Linked DNA regions of Homo sapiens: region 1 is linked to region 2. A link is an interaction called in ENCODE POLR2A ChIA-PET data of the cell type or tissue named here. Cell type or tissue: CD4-positive, alpha-beta T cell. All regions are shown on one strand.

Evidence for each region. ChIA-PET counts read pairs that join two places held together with the same protein. Peaks named below come from ENCODE experiments on the same cell type or tissue, not always from the same donor. Only the 100,000 strongest peaks of a DNase experiment are listed, where the experiment ranks them.
Region 1: POLR2A ChIA-PET joins it to region 2 with 24 read pairs; 2 of 35 experiments call an interaction of 5 or more read pairs at or near these places.

Annotation. Positions count from the first base shown.
Region 1 is chr4:38,741,961-38,749,960 of GRCh38, reverse strand. LOC105374413 (a long non-coding RNA gene) reads right to left here and starts at 5,839. Exons shown (of 6, transcript XR_925231.2): 1 at 5,694-5,839; 2 at 4,500-4,620; 3 at 1,587-1,661; 4 at 1,171-1,258. In CD4-positive, alpha-beta T cell, no CTCF peak of the experiment used is centred here; no DNase peak of the experiment used is centred here.
Region 2 is chr4:38,140,817-38,148,816 of GRCh38, reverse strand. No RefSeq gene overlaps it. Among named protein-coding and RNA genes, the nearest start is that of PTTG2, 180 kb to the right of the region's middle. In CD4-positive, alpha-beta T cell, no CTCF peak of the experiment used is centred here; no DNase peak of the experiment used is centred here.

The sequences.
Region 1 (8,000 bases), 600 kb before region 2:
ACAGGCTGTGCGTGTGGCGGGTGGGGACAGGGGAAATATGGAAACTCTCTGTACTTTCTCATCAATTTTTTTTCTACTCAATTTTGCTGTGAACCTAAAACTGCTTTAAAAAATAAAGTCCATTTTTAAGAGGGGTCATTTCAATATGGTCTTATTTGTCTAAGGACCTGGTGCTCTTCTTTTTCTCTCCTCCACCTTCTCACAAATAAACAGATTGTGCAGTCATTGGCAGAATTTTTGGTATTTGTATCACTGCATTGGAGCTTGAGGGTAAAGTTTCATTATGTACACCAGGAGTTAATTTACCTCGGGACTTATTCTTTCTTTCTTTTCTTTCTTACATGGAGTGTGTGTTATCTGGGAGCTAATTTATTTCTAACATAATTTAAGGAGTCGTCTGTTTTCGCCTTGAGTGACAGTGGAAAAACTGTCAGCCTGAAATGTGAATGGTTTAGGACGAGATGAAAACAAGGACTCCAGGGTAGTTTGAATAATGAGCTAAGCATTCATTATTCTTGGTTTTTCTCTCTCCAGCATTAATAAGCAAGTGTTTTCCAAAAAGTATCAGTGGAATTATCATTCTTAAAACTGACCAAAGTAAATGTTATGTTTAATTTTGTGTTTTAATTAAAACTAGATGTTATAATATTATTATATCTATTTGTTTATTTGATTTCTTCTCAGAAAATATAGCAAATGACCACATAGTTCTCAGCGGGTGTTTGAATGAAAGGTGATTGTTCAGGGCTTTCATGGTTTTTAAAGCATTTGTAAGGATGATTCTTCATGTTTTTGATTTAGGCTGAGTCTTTAATCTGATTTATGTGCACACACTTGCTAAACATCTTGGAGGAAGAGTGGTGCTCAAGTTGTGCCACAGAACTCCTCCAGCCTCCATGGGCGGAAATTGATGGCAGTTTGGTTGAACTGGGAACCTGCAGGCCAGGGAAAGTCATCACCAGAAGCCTAGGCTGACTAGAGGAATGTTCAAGGCCTGCTTTCTGTGAGTTTTTCACATAGAAATGATTACAAGAAGCATAGTTTTTTGTTAATTAAAAATGGTTTGTTGTGAATATGTATTTATTGATTGTATTAGTTCGTTCTCACACTGCTATAAGGAACTAACTGAGACTGGGTAATTTATGAAGAAAAGAGGTTTAATTGACTCACAGTTCCACAAGCTGTGCAGGATGCATGGTTGGGGAGGCCTCAGGAAACTCACAATCATGGCAGAAGGACAAAGGGGAAGCAAGCATGTCTTCACATGGTGGCAGGAGAGAGAGAAAGAGAGAAAGAGAGAGAGAAGGGGAAAGTGTCATACACTTTTAAGCAACCAGATCTTGTGAGAATTCTATCATAAGACAGCACTAGGGGAATGATGCTAAACCACTAGAAATCACCCCATGATCCAATCACTTCCCACCACGCCCCACCTCCAACACTAGGGATTACAACTCAACGTGAGATTTGGGTGGGGACACAAAGCCAAACCAAATCGTTCTACCACTGCCCCTTCCCAAATCTCATGTCCTTCTCACATTTTAAAACACAATCATGCCTTCCCAATGGTCCCCCAAAGTCTTAACTCATTCCAGCATTAACTCAAAAGTCCAAGTCCAAAGTCTCATCTGACACAAGGCACGTCACTTCTGCCTATCAGCCTGTAAAATAAAAAACAAGTCAGTTACTTCCAAGGTACAATGAGGGTACAAACATTTAGTAAATGCTCCCTTTCCAAAAGGGAGAAATTGGGCAAAACAAAGGGGCTACGGGCCCCATGCAAGTCTGAACCTAGCGGACAGTCATTAAATCTTAAAGCCCCAAAATAGTTACCTTTGATTCCATGTCTCGCATCCAGGGCATGCTGATGCAAGAGGTAGGCTCTCAAGGCCTTGGGCAGCTCTGCCTCTGTGGCTCTGAAGGGTACTGCCCCTGTGGCTGCTTTCATGGGTTGGCATTGAGTGCCTGAAGTTTTTCTGGGCACACAGTGCAAGCTGTTGGTGGATTTACCATTCTGGAGTCTGAAGGATGGTGGCCCTCTTCTCACAGCTCCACAAGGCAGTGCTCCAGTGGAGACTCTGTGTGGGGGCTCCAATTCCACATTTTCCCTCCACATTGCCCTAGTGGAGATTCCCCATGAGGGCTCCACCCCTGCAGAAGACTTCTGCCTGGAAATCCAGGCATTTTCATACATCCTCTGAAATCTAGGTGGAGGTTCCCAAGCCTCAACTGTTGCACTCTGCACACCCACAGGCTTAACATCATGTGGAAGGTGCCAAAGCTTCTTATGGCTTTCACCCTCTGAAGCAGAGGCCTGAAGCATATCTGAGGCCCTTTATGCCAAGGGTGGAGCTGGAGCAGCTGTGATGCAGGGTGCCATGTCCTGGGGCTGCACAGAACAGAGTGGGGGGCCCTAGGCCTGGCCCACGAAACCATTTTTCCCTCTTAGTCCTCCAGCCCTCTGTCTCTAAAATACCTTGGAGGCATTTTTATATTGTCTTGGCTATTAACATTTGGCTTATCTTTACTGCAGCAGGTTTGAATTCCTCCTCAGAAAATGGGTTTTTCTTTTTTACTATATGGCCAGGCTGCAAATTTTCCAAAGTTTTATGCTCTGCTGCTGCTTAGGAATTTCTTCTGCCAGATACCCTAAATCCTCTTTCTCAAGTTCAAAATTCAACAGATTCCCTAGAGCAGGGGCACAATGCCACCAGTCTTTTTGCTAAAGCATAGCAGAATGACATTTACTGCAGTTCTCAGTAAGTTCCTCATCTCTAAGTGAGACCTCATGAACCTGGCCATCTCTGTCCATATCACTATCAGCATTTTGGTCAAAACCATTCAACAAGTCTCTAGGAAGTTTCAAACTTTCCCTCATCTTCCTGACTTTTTCCAAAGCCCTCGAAACTCTTCCAGTCTCTGCCCATTACCCAGTTCCAAAGTCACTTCTACATTTTCAGTTATCTTTATGGGAATGCCCCATTTATCTGAAACCAATTTTCTGTATTAGTCTGTTCTCACACTGCTATAAAGAACTACCTGAGACTGGGTAATTTATGAAAAGAAGAGGTTTAATTGACTCACAGTTCCACAGGCTGTAGAGGAGGCATTGCTGGGGAGGCTTAGGAAGCTTACAATCATGGCAGAAGGGCTAAGGTGAAGCAAGCACATCTTCACATGGTGGCAGGAGAGAGAAAGAGAGAGAGAGAAGGGGAAGGTGCCACACACTTTTAGACAACCAGATCTTGAGAGAACTCCATCGTGAGAAACCACTAGGGAGATGGTGCTAAGCCATTAGAGACCAATTCCCCCATAATCCAGTCACCTCCTACCAGGCCCCACCTCCAACACTAGGGATTACAATTCAACATGAGATTTGGGTGGGGCCAAAGAGCCAAACCATTATCACTGATTGATTAATAAATTATTGAATTGATGTCTTTTAATTGATTCTTTAGTTTTATCAAAGTTTTATATGTACAAAGTTTAACAAGTCAAATGGTTTCAGGCCAAGCATAGTGGCTCAGCCTGTAATCCCAGCACTTTGGGAGGCCAAGGCAGGTGGATCATCTGAGTCAGGAGTTTGAGACTAGCCTGGACAACATAGTGAAACCCTGTCTCTACTAAAAGTACAAAAATTAGCCAGATGTGGTGGCGTGCGCCTGTAGTCCCAGCTACTTGGGAAGCTGAGGCAAGAGAACGGCTTGAACCTGATAGGCAGGGTTGCAGTGAGCCGAGACATGCCACTGCACTCTGGCCTGGGCAGCAGAGTGAGACTTTGTCTCAAAACAAAACAAAACAAAACAAAAAAATGGTTTCATAAGGTTTCGTCTTTTTTTTTTTTTTTAGACAGTCTCACTGCGTAACTCAGGCTGGAGTGCAGTGGTATGATCATGGTTCACTGCAGCCTGTATTGCCCAGGCTCAAGTGATCCTCCCACTTCAGTCTCCCAAGTAGCTAGGACTATAGGTATACACCGCCATGCTGGCTAATTTTTGTATTTTTTGTAGAGATGAGGTCATTATATTGCCCAGGCTACTCTTGAGCTCTTAGGCTCAAGCATTCCATTCACTTCAGCCTCCCAAAGTGCTGGGATTGCAGATGAAAGCCTCTGCGCCTAACCAAGGTTTCTATTGAAAACCAGCAGACCTCTACATGCCCTTTTCCATCCAATTTCCTCTCCATGGAGGCAATTACTTTTGTTTCTTATAGCTGTTGCTTCTGGAGTTTGCCCCCATATTTCTAAATTATATGCTTATATCACTATTTTTCATATTCTCATCCATTAAATGGGTTTTTAAACTTCATAAGGTTAGTGTGAGCATTAAAAGGAATTAATTCAGTCTGGGTGCGGTGGCTCATGCCTGTAATCCCAGCACTTTGGGAGGCCGAGGCGGGTGGATCACCTGAGGTCAGGAGTTTGAGACCAGCCTGGCCAACATGGTGAATCCCTGTCTCTACTAAAAATACAAAAATTAACTGGGCATGGTGGTGCATACCTGTAATCTCAGCTACTCAGGAGGCTGAGGCAGAGAATTGCTTGAACCTGGGAGGCAGAAGTTGCAGCGAGCTGAGATTGGACCACTTCACTCCAGCCTGGGTGACAGAGCGAGACTGTGCCTCAAATAAATAAATAAATAAATAAATAAATAAATAAATAAAACAAAAGGAATTAATGCATTAAAAATAAGCACTTTTAACAGTGCCTGGCACTACTGTTGTTATATTGACTTTTCAGTTTTTGTTATTATCTCTTGTCTTTTTATTATAAAATAATTATGATTCAGTTTTGTTACACCATTTACACATCTTTCCCTGAACACCTCCTCCTGTCATCTGACAATATATCTCTATCATAAATTAAGATTAATATTTAGTGTTTACATAACTATGATTTTAAAAATATCTATAGCTGAGCCACATAAAACATTATTATATTTTCTTTCTTTTTCAATTATTTGTTTTCACTGGAGGTTATCATCTCATTTTTTTCTTTTTTGCTTAGTTTTCTATGTACGACAATCCCCCTTATCCATGGTTTCACTTTCTGTGGCTTCAGTTACTACATATTCAACCCCAAAAATATTAAGTGGAAAATTTAAGAAATAAAAAGTTTAGGCCGGGCGTGGTGGCTCACGCACCCTTGAGATCCCAACACTTTGGGAAGCTGAGGCGGGTGGATCCCTTGAGGTCAGGAGTTCGAGACCAGCCTGATCAACTTGGTGAAACCCCGTTTCAACTAAAAATACAAAAATTAGCCAGGCGTGGTGGCGCATCCCTATAGTCCCAGGAGGCTGAGACAGGAGAATAGCTCGAACCTAGGAGGCAGAGGTTGCAGTGAGTCAAGATCACGCCACTGCACTCCAACCTGGGCGACAGAGCAAGACTCTGTCTCAAAAAAAAAAAAAAAAAAAAAAAGAATTATCCACAAGGTCTGTGCTCCCTGCCCATTGGTTGCTTAGTAGCCATCTTGGTTATCAGATCAACTGTTGCAGTTATCGCTGTGCTTGTGTTCAAGTAACGCTTATTTTACTTAATAATGGCCCCAAGAGTACTGTGCCTAATTAAATTTTATCACAGGTCTGTACATATAGGAAGAAACATAGTATATGTAGGGTTCAGACTATCTGTGGCTTCAGGCATCCACTGGGGGTCTTGGAACATATCCCCACGGATAGGAGGAGACTCCTTACCTCTACTGAAATCATCCCAAACCCTGCTTCAGAAATGGAAATCTCCTCTCCATATGTTCTGCCAGCGTAAACCCTTTTTTGGAAGATATCCTTCCTGGAGCTCTCTCTCCCCTTGCTGCAGTCTGGACTGGCTGCTCTCAAAATCTGCCACCCAGCTGTCACCCTGGGATTTCCTTTTCTTAACCTCAAAATTCCTTTCAGTTCTCCTCTGTATTGGATCCTCTTTTTTTTTTTTGGTCCCATGACATCCTGTTTCTCATTTTACACTTTCATTTTGGGTGAACACATCCTCCTGCAGCTTCCAGATCATGAATATCTATACAATTCTTTCAACCTCATACATGATTGATATTGGACTAGGTTTAGAATTCTAAATTGAAGATATTTTTTCCTTAGAAATTTAAAGATGTTGCTCTCCTAGCTTCCAGTGCAGCTATTGGGAAGTCTGATATTTTACCTGTTTAATGAGGCATACTATTTCCTTTCTGAATGTATTTAGAATCTTCTTTTTGTCCTTGGAATTCCAGCGTTTTATAATGATGTGTCTTGGTATGGGACTTTCTAAACCCCTTATGTAGGAGACCCTGTGATGCCTCTCAATATGAAAACTCATGTCCTTCAGCTCTGAAGAATTTCCTTTTTTTTTTTTTGGACACAGAGCCTTGCTCTGTCACCCAGGCTGGAGTGCAGTGGTGCGATCTCAGCTCACTGCAACCTCCGCCTCTTGGGTTCAAGTGATTCTCCTGTCTCGGCCTTCTGAGTAGCTAGAATTATAGGCATGCCACATCATGCCCAGCTGATTTTTGCATTTTTAGTAGAGGCGGGGTTTCACCATGTTGGCAAGGCTGGTCTCAAACTCCTGACTTCAGGTGATCTACCCGCCTTGGCCTCCCAAAGTGTGGGATTACAGGCATGAGCCACCATGCCTGGCCTGAAGAATTTTCTTGAATTATTTTTTGAATAGTTGCAACCCTTCTATTTTCTCTGTTCTCTCTTTCTGGAACTCCCATTTTATTTGAATATTATAGTTCTTCATCAGGTCTTTAATTTTTTCCTATATTTTCCATCTCCGAAATATTTTTTTACCTTCTCAAACTCTGAAAGAGTTTGTGTAAAATTGGTGTTATTTCTTATGGGTTTTGTGTGTGTGTGTGTGTGTGTGTGTGTATTTTCCATCTCTGAAATTTTTTTTTACTTTCCCAAACTTTATCTTCTGACATTTCTACTTCATGTAACTTTCTAATTTCCTTCATTTTTTTCCTCTGGACACATCAATTATAGCTTTTTGAAATTTTCTTCTGCTTTTTAAAAATTATTTCTGCTTCTACTGAGCTCTTATAAAAATCTTATTTGTTTTTATCTCAGTTTTTCTATTAGAAAATTTCTCAGATGTTTGGTCTTCCTTGACTCTTTTCTCATATTTAAAAGTGAAGCACTAAAAAGCTGATTGTAAGTTGTGTAGTGTGTGTGTACATGCATGTGTATATGTGTGTGCATATGTGTGTATGTGTGTGCATGCACATACATGGTGGTGTTGAGAGCTGGAGGGAGCTCGCCAATGGATGAACTTTTCTGTACAGTGATCTTGCTGGGCTGTTTCATTGGGAAAGTCCCATTTTGTAGTTTCTTTTGGTCTTTTCTCTTAATCTAGACAGTTTCCTCAAATCTTTTTGATTTGAGAATTATAAACCTGACTGCCATCATTCTGAGACTGGAGTGGAGGGAAAGGGATGAGCCCCACAGGGTGTAGAACTCCAGCTGATCCCCAGTTTTCTATATGGTGCCCTGCCGTGATGTCACTGAGGCTGGAGTCTCTCTGGCTAACCCTCTTTGGAGGGTCAATTCTGGACTTCTGAGATGGGAGATAGCGGTTGGCAGATCTGGAGGCATCTGTGCATCTCTGTTTGTACAGGCTTGTAACCAGTCTTCTGTTCTCAGCCTCAATTGCACCCTGGGCCACCAACTCCTGAGCCACAACTTTCTGAGGTTCTGTGTCTCAAATCATCCCGCTTCAGGCTGCCCCCAATTGGTTCTAGCTTCCTTTGGTCAGCTAAGCTGGTAATCACTTGTTCCGTATGCTCTCCAGCTTCCAAAATATTTCTTTTTCCTTTCTACTTTCTTTTTCTCTTTGTCCTTGTTAGTTAATATCTTTTTTTTTAAGCCACTCTCCGTTATTTTGGTGGGACTGGTGAAGCTGGGGGCAAAACTGTAAATGATGTTTTTATTCTTTTATTTATTTTGATTTAGTATTATTATTTTATTTTTCATTCGGAGTCTTGCTCTGTTACCCAGGCTGGAGTGCAGTGG
Region 2 (8,000 bases):
CCCCCTCCAGAACTACTGAATCAGAAACCTTGGGGGTGGGGCCCAGCCATCTGTATTTTAAGAAACCCTCCAGGGGACTCAAGCTTCAAAACCACTGCCCAAGAACAGGGTTGCTCAACATCAGCAATACTGACATTTTGGACCCATGATAACTTGTTGCGGAGGCTGTTCAAAGTATTGTAGGATGTTTAGCAGCCATCTCTGGCCTCTACCCACTAGATGACACTAACACACACCCTTCTTCATTCCCCAGTTGTTAAAACCAAAAATGTCTCCAGACATTGTCAAATGTACCCCAGGGAACAAAATTACCCCTAGTTGAGAACTACTGCCCTGGATGTTGGAGGAGTAAGAAGACAGAAGGAACCTGGGTCTTCAGTTGGCCTTGTAGAACAGAAACACTCTCCATCCCAAATGGCCCACCTGCCCTCTGGACTGCTATAAAGGTTTGAGAAGTTGCTATTTTGTTTGAGCAACTCTATTTTGAGTGGCTGTGCAGAAGCTTAAATTGCATCCCAACAACTGCCAGCCTTTCAGGGCCTCATAAGTACTTAACACTTTGTTTTAATGTGATGGGAAACCACTAGAGTTTGGTTAAAGCAGGGTAGTGACATGATTTGTTTTGAAAGGTCCACTTTGGATGCTGTGTGAAGAACAGACTGAGGGGATGTAGAAAGGATGTGTTTGATGGACTGGATGTAGGATATGAGAAAAAGAAAGGGGTCAACTAAGCAACTGAGTGAATGACAGTGCCATTGACCAACACGGAGATCTGTGGGGGACAGGGTTGATCTGAGGGGATGGGGATCAGGACTTCAGTTTGTGCTCTTTGCTGCTGTGATTCACTGAATTTATCTTTCAGATACATTTACAGATTCACAAAGGTATTATGTGCAGATATGCTCAAGGCAGATAAACTCAAATGTCCATCAGTGTGAACCTGGTTCAATACGTTGTGGTGCATCCAAGCACAGAAATATTATGTTCAGGTGTTGAAGAGTGAAGTGGGCCGGGCGCAGTGGCTCATGTCTGTAATCCCAGCACTTTGGGAGGTCAAGGCAAGCAGATCATGAGGTCAAGAGATCGAGACCATCTTGTCCAATGTGGTGAGACCCTGTCTCTACTAAAAATACAAAAATTAGCTGGGCGTGTAGTCCCTGCTACTCTGGAGGCTGAGGCAGGAGAATTGCTTGAAGCTGGGAAGGTGGAGGGAGCCAAGATCATGCCACTGCACTCCAGCCTGGTGACAGAGTGAGACTCCATCTCAAAAAAAAAAAAAAAAAAAAAAGATAAAAGAAAAAAAAAGACTGGAGTGGATTTGTATACTGCAGTGGCAGTGGTCAAGAGCATGGGCTCTTGAGTCTGAACTGCTGGGCTTGGTGGCCTTGGGCAGTAGGCATGACCTCTTTAGATAGCTTCCCCAACTATAAATTAGGATAATAATGGTACCTCTCCTATAGTTTTGAGATTAAATGAAACAAACTTACACAGTACTCATCAGTACTTGGCTCATTCATTAGTTATCTCTTTATGAGTGTGAACTATTATTTCTATCATTATCTACATGTACTGATATGAAAATATTCCCAAGATATTTTTAAAGAGCAAGGTAACTGATTAGTGTGTATAGTGTTATCATTTATGTGAAAAAAAAAGAATATCTGTATAAACACACACACATACATACATTCTGTAGTATGCATATCAATTCATCCTGTAGTATGCATATCAATTTTTGGAGGAAGAGATAAGAAACTGCTAAGTGATTACTTTTGGGAAGTAGGATATAGGTTGAGGGGACTTTGGAAAACTTTGTTTTGTATGTTTCTGTTGTGTGTGCAAGTCTTTAGCACATGCAACATATCAAGGAAAGATATCTTTTAGAAAGACCACATACTGAAAAGGTGGAAACTAGGTTGTTGGTTGTTGGTTTTTTTTTTTTTTACTGTAGGATTTTCTGGCATCCTTAACACATGCTAACATATTTTTAATCTCTCAGAGGAGCAAAATCCTTGAAATGGTGTGCCTCAGAACCTCCCCAGTCTAGGAAACAGGGAGGGCTAAGGCTGGCCACAGCCACAGAAAAATCTAGGCTAGGCATTTTGAGGTAGCCAGACTGCTCCTCCCAAGGTGCCTTAAGTCATGACAGCTCTTTCAGACAACTTTTGACTGGTCCCCAAGCAACTCATTCTTAAGCCCCACAAGTTGTCTTCTTCTCTCTGGTTTATGCCTCCCTTTGTAAATGAATGACCTGCAACTTCCCCAGGAGCTGGAGGAGGGGGAAGTATCTGTGCTCTACCACCCTGGGCACCTTGTTTCCCACGTGTGTCCTTAGATGGTTGCGTACCTGTCCCATGCCCTGGAACTGGGTGAGCTCTCCTGGCATAGTCTCTCCCAACTTCTTTACCTTCTCTTGTTCCCTCAATGTGTGGAGGCAGATTTTTCTTCCTCCTCTCACCTGCCTTTTTGGGGGTGGGTGGATACTGAGAGGGCAGAGCAAGCAAGGGATCATTCATTTTTAGTATTTACTAGTTAATATTTTACTAATTATCAAAAAGATTCTCAGACACACAGAACTCCTAGTGACCTATCAAAAGCATTGGAAGTTAAATGAGCCCACTTGTCAACACTTGCTACCCAACCAATAACCATGACCATGTCTTTCCTCATTCAATGAGTTAATATTCGTCTAAGGGGCTCATAATGGTGCCTGGCATATGGCAACTGCTGTTCTTCTCAGCTATTTCTGTGTCATTATGCTCTAAACTCAACATTTCTCACTATGTAACAGTCTCTGGAATTACTCAGATTTTCAGTAAACAGTTTTATACAATGACTGTAGAACACAGAGATAAGCAAGTGACGTGATCTGCCAAGTATGAGGTCTTCATCGCAATGGGAAAGCGAGAATAAAACAGAACTATAGATCAAGAATAAACAGACTCTGTCTTCAGTCACTGCTGTTGCTAATGAGATGTCTCTGATTCTGTACTTGTCCAGTGGGATTCCCCCTTCTATGTGAGTGGTTCTTAAACTTTAGCACACATCAGAATCCCATGGAAGGCTTGTGAAAAAAGATTGCTGACCCCACCCTCCAGAATTTTTGAATTAGTAGGTTGGTAGATCCCATTAATACAATTCTAACAAGTTTCAGAAGATGCTGAGGCTATTGGTCTAGGGCCTATACCCTGAGACCCACTGCCCTATACACACATTTAGAACCTGACATTCAAAAGTGCATCTTGCTTGAATCAGGTCATCTGGCCAGCTTGTCAACATCAATCAAGGTCCTGTCTGTCATTCATTGCATTTAGTCAGTGGCATCCGTGCATCCAAGAGCATGGTCCCTAGGGCCTCATACAGATCACATGACACACATGTGCACCGGCTGGCTAAGGAAAAACCCTCAGTGAGACTCCTCCTTTTTAGGCTCACCACAATCCATTATCCATCACAGCATTTTTCAATCCTAGCTAAACTTTAAATTCACTGGGGAGCTTAAAAACTAAAAACCGCCCAGGCCCTACCCCAGAGTGCATGAGTGTGTTAGCCTGGAGCACCCTTGGGCCCTGGTACTTTGAAAAATCTCTCTGGGTGATTCTATTGTGCAACCAGGGCTGAGAACCACAACCTAGAAGTCTTTCTGGTTTTATTAAATCAACACAATCGAACTCTCCTACTGCTCATGTCACTTTAACTCATTTAAGTTTTAATAAGACTTTATTTAAGGTATTGTGAGAGATGTCAAAAGCTTTGCTGACATCAAGGTATATTTTCCTACAGCTTCCCATCTTCCATTTGGTCACTGTGCTTTCAGAAACATAAAATTACATTGGGCTAGCATGACATGATCTTAAGGAATCACCTATCTTATATGTTTGCACTGTTGAGGAATTTTGCCTGGGTCCAATCTCAAGCTCACATAACTGATTTAGTTCACGTCATCATAAGTAATGATAACATTTATTGCTTGTTAATTTGGTGTCCACCACAGTACTCAGTGCTTGTCATAAATATTTGCACAATAATCCTATGAAATAGCTGTTATTTCCATTATACAGACAAGAAATCAGGGTCGGATTCCAGCTGACTCCAGGGCCTGCGCTTTTAGCCATGAGATGTCGCTTCTATTTATATTTACCTGGCTCCATCTTGTTCCTCAAATGTTTTACAGTGATTTACAAGGATATTAAAGATTTAAGAAAGCATGAAATAACTGGAATAAAGTAGAATCGGAGAGGGTCAAAATGAGTCAGAACCAAATGCCTGCACATTTGCTAATGGGAGGGCCACCAATTTGGTTTTGAGTGTTCCGGAAATGTCAAATTAAAATAGGGTCACCTGTTCAATTACACAGTTGACATCGGATTAAAAACAAACATTATTTGGGAGAAATACCTGAACAGTTCTGGGGCTTTCTTAGAGAAGGCACTGAGAATTAAAGGGAGGACTGCAAGAATATCCTCATGATCCATGCAGACAAGCTTTTCACTGGGCTCAACGAACCATAACTTACATCATCCACTTCCTACCTCATTAAATAAAGTGGGAAGTTTGGCTAGCTCTATATTTCTTCAAAGATCTCTGTCTTCCCATTTCCAGTGCCTCTTTCCACCATTGTCAACTCATTCCAAAAAAATACTAATAGCAGTTGAGCAATTTTTTTTTGCTCAAATTTTCTCAGTACCCTGGAATGCAATTTGAACAGTCAGGATTTACTTTTGTAGAATTTCACAAAAGTCTCTTTTAGGCTGTCATGCCATGAAATCACACCTAATTTTTTCCTGAACTTTAACGAATGTCTTCCCGATGCCTAGGTTCCCTTTGCAGATGATCACAGCAGGAAGTTGATAGGGCTGTGTCCACTGGCTGTCAGATCTGTAGGGGACATCATCATAAACTGAGATAACAAGGTCACCCCCTGCCAGGTGCCCACTACAATGTCCATTTCACCAACTCATTCCTCCTCGCAGTTTAATGCTAAGTTAAGAATAGCAGATTCCCTTGTGTCCATTAAAACTGTAAGTGGATCAAGCCAAGAACTTATTTATACTTATTGGACTACACAGTAATGGAACATTTATCTCTAAAAATATTGGTGTTTTCTTGCCATCTGAAAGAGACATGGTGTTAAGTGGGTGCTAAGTGGGTTAGTTTGTTTGGGCTACTCAGACTGGATAATTTATAAACAACAGTTCTAGAAGCTGGGAAGTCCAAAATCAAGGCACCAGCAGATGTGGCGTCTGGTGAGGGACTGTTCCTCATAGACGGACGGCGCCTTCTTGCTGTGTCTTCACATCTCCAGCTTCTAAGTGCACTGATCCCATTCATGAGCGTAGAGCCCTCATGACTTAATCATTTCCCAAATGCTTTGCCTCTTAATTCTATCACATTGGATATTATATTTGAACACATGAATGGAGGGGGGATGGGGCAACATCAACATTCAGACCACAGCAGTGGGTGTGTGTTTTTTTTAAGGTCTTGGCACAAGACTCAAAGCTAGGATAGAATCATTTGTCATTTGGAAGAGACTCTTCCACTTTCTAATAAGTCACCCAGAACACTCTCACCCAACTCCTCTGTTAGCTGTTCCTTCCCAGTCTCACTTGAACACCAGCTCCTCAGCTGAGTCTTCTCTGAATATTCTAGGTAGGCACCCCCACCTCATGATTGATTTTTCGTTTACTTATTCCAATTACCTATCTCCCTCACTAGAATAAAAGCGCAACGATGGCAAATACTTACTTTGTCATCTCAGGACCTAGAACAAGGCTTGGTACATAGTTGAGGGCTGGAGAGTGAAAGCAGGGGAGACGTCATGCTCGCCGAGCTGGATATGGAGAGGCAGGCAGGTGAAACCACACTGTGCAAAGACAGTGGGGCTATAGTGAAGAGAGACAGATCCAGAGTGAAAAAGCTAATATCCTTTCTAATAACCAACCCATTTAGATGATTTGAACATATGAAATTTAGGAGTAAATTTGATATTCACTTATTTCAAAGAAAGAAAATAAATAGATCATGCCCTCCTTGGTAAAGAGTACCAAGCACAGATAGGCATTCGGTATCATTAAACAGACCCACATGCAAACTTGCCTCTATCTCCCTAACATGGTACTTCACCATCTGCACAGTTTCCACACGATGGCACCTCAGGAGGTCACCCTGCAGGGTGCTGAGAGCCAAAGCCCGAGTTTAACAGTAATCAGTCACCTCTTCCAACAGTTGGAAGAGATTAGAAACATAGTTACAGGGTTTAGAAAGATTTCTGGAAGACCAGAAAGGAGACACCCCAAATTGGTCAACATCCATCCAAATATGGAATAAGAGAAAAACAAGGGCAGGAAGATGTAGTCAGAAGAGTGAGGAAAGCAAGCAAATGACTGGGAAAAAGGATGTACAAAGCTGTCCCCCCACCCCTTGGCCATGCCAGGTTGTCCAGGCTGTCTTCAGTAGGTCTAAGGAAAGGGCAGTGATAAAGTGCCGTGATTCACAAGGAGTGATTCACAGGCTCCATTCTTAACACACACTGTTCAGTTCCTCTCTGCTCTGCTCAGCCAAGCACTTTGCAGGCTCAGAACCACAAGTCTTCGGTGGCACTGCGGGGAAGGGCTGGGGGCGAGATGGTTGTCTACAGCAGGACCATGCAGGTGAACAGGTAGCGGTGTGGCCAAAGGCCTCAGACTAGAACTTGCTACCTCTGTCCGTACCACGATTATTCAGAGCAAAGGCTCCAAATGGGGTGGGCCCAGGAAAAGATGATGGAGAAAGTGCTAGAGAGAGTGCTTTTCAGAAAAGGGTTTGGAAGTGTTTCTATGGGTTAGGTCATGTTTTGGCCAAAAATCATGTGAGGGTGTTACTCAAACAAACCTGGAAACTGCTTTTATAATTTGTTCAAAACTTTCCAAATGAAGAGTTTTGGTGTATTAAAGTCTTTGGTTAAAAAGTATAAAAACCTTAATACATTTGTGTCATCGGCCATGAGAGAAGATGGAAATTCATTACTCAGATTTCCACAAAAACCTTTGCATAACTGATGAAGAAAAATGAAGAATGAGCAATTATGACTTAATGTGACTAGTTGTGTTCTTCTTCCATTTAGAGTTACTAAATTTTGGAAGTCAGTGCATTAAAAGCAACCATAAAACTAAGCTGAACTTGTAACCGACATCTGAATTACTAATCACAGTTTTAAAGCATTTACAGTAATGAAGTGCTCATTATTCTTAAAAATACTGAATAGAAATTTTATCATTAATATTTTTAAACATTGTATTTTAACCTCATTCAAAACTTCTATAATACAATTTAGTCATGCACAAAATTGATTAATAAACATACATCTCATGGTAGAAATCTAAACACTTTACTACTAAGGTTTACAACCAAGGCAGTTGTATGGTTATTTTTACAGATATTAAGAGAGATATCTATGAAGCCTAAATACTAAGAACATTCTTTTAAAATATTTTGTTATCAATTTCAAATTGTCCAAATAACCGTTGTGGCTGCTCCATACCATATAACTCTTGAATTTCTCTAATCATTCTAATCATTTCTAGAGATGGCAGCAAAATAGTTTACATGATGGAATTTCTCTTTTATAAAACCAAAGGGAATTCTGTGTTGATCTGTTTCTTCTAAAAACATTACAATGCAAGTTTTCAAAAGTCCAAAGGTAAAAAAGAAATAGTTGTCAAGAACAAACATTATATCTAATCATGTCAAATCCTGTTGCAATAGAATTTCTCTGCCTCTGGGTCCATACACAGGGGTCACTCACTGGAGAGCCTCCCAGTTTTAACTCCCTATCAATTAAAGCTGCTAGAGGCATTTCAGGAGAGAAATCGATTTGGGCTCTTTAGAATACAGGTTAGCTTTGTGAAAATGAAGCAAACATCTCTTTGCTTTGTAAATTGATGTCATCAGAAATGGTTCCCAAAACTCACTGAAGTAAAGCTGGGTGGTGCCCACTATTAGGCAGCCAGAAGGCCAGG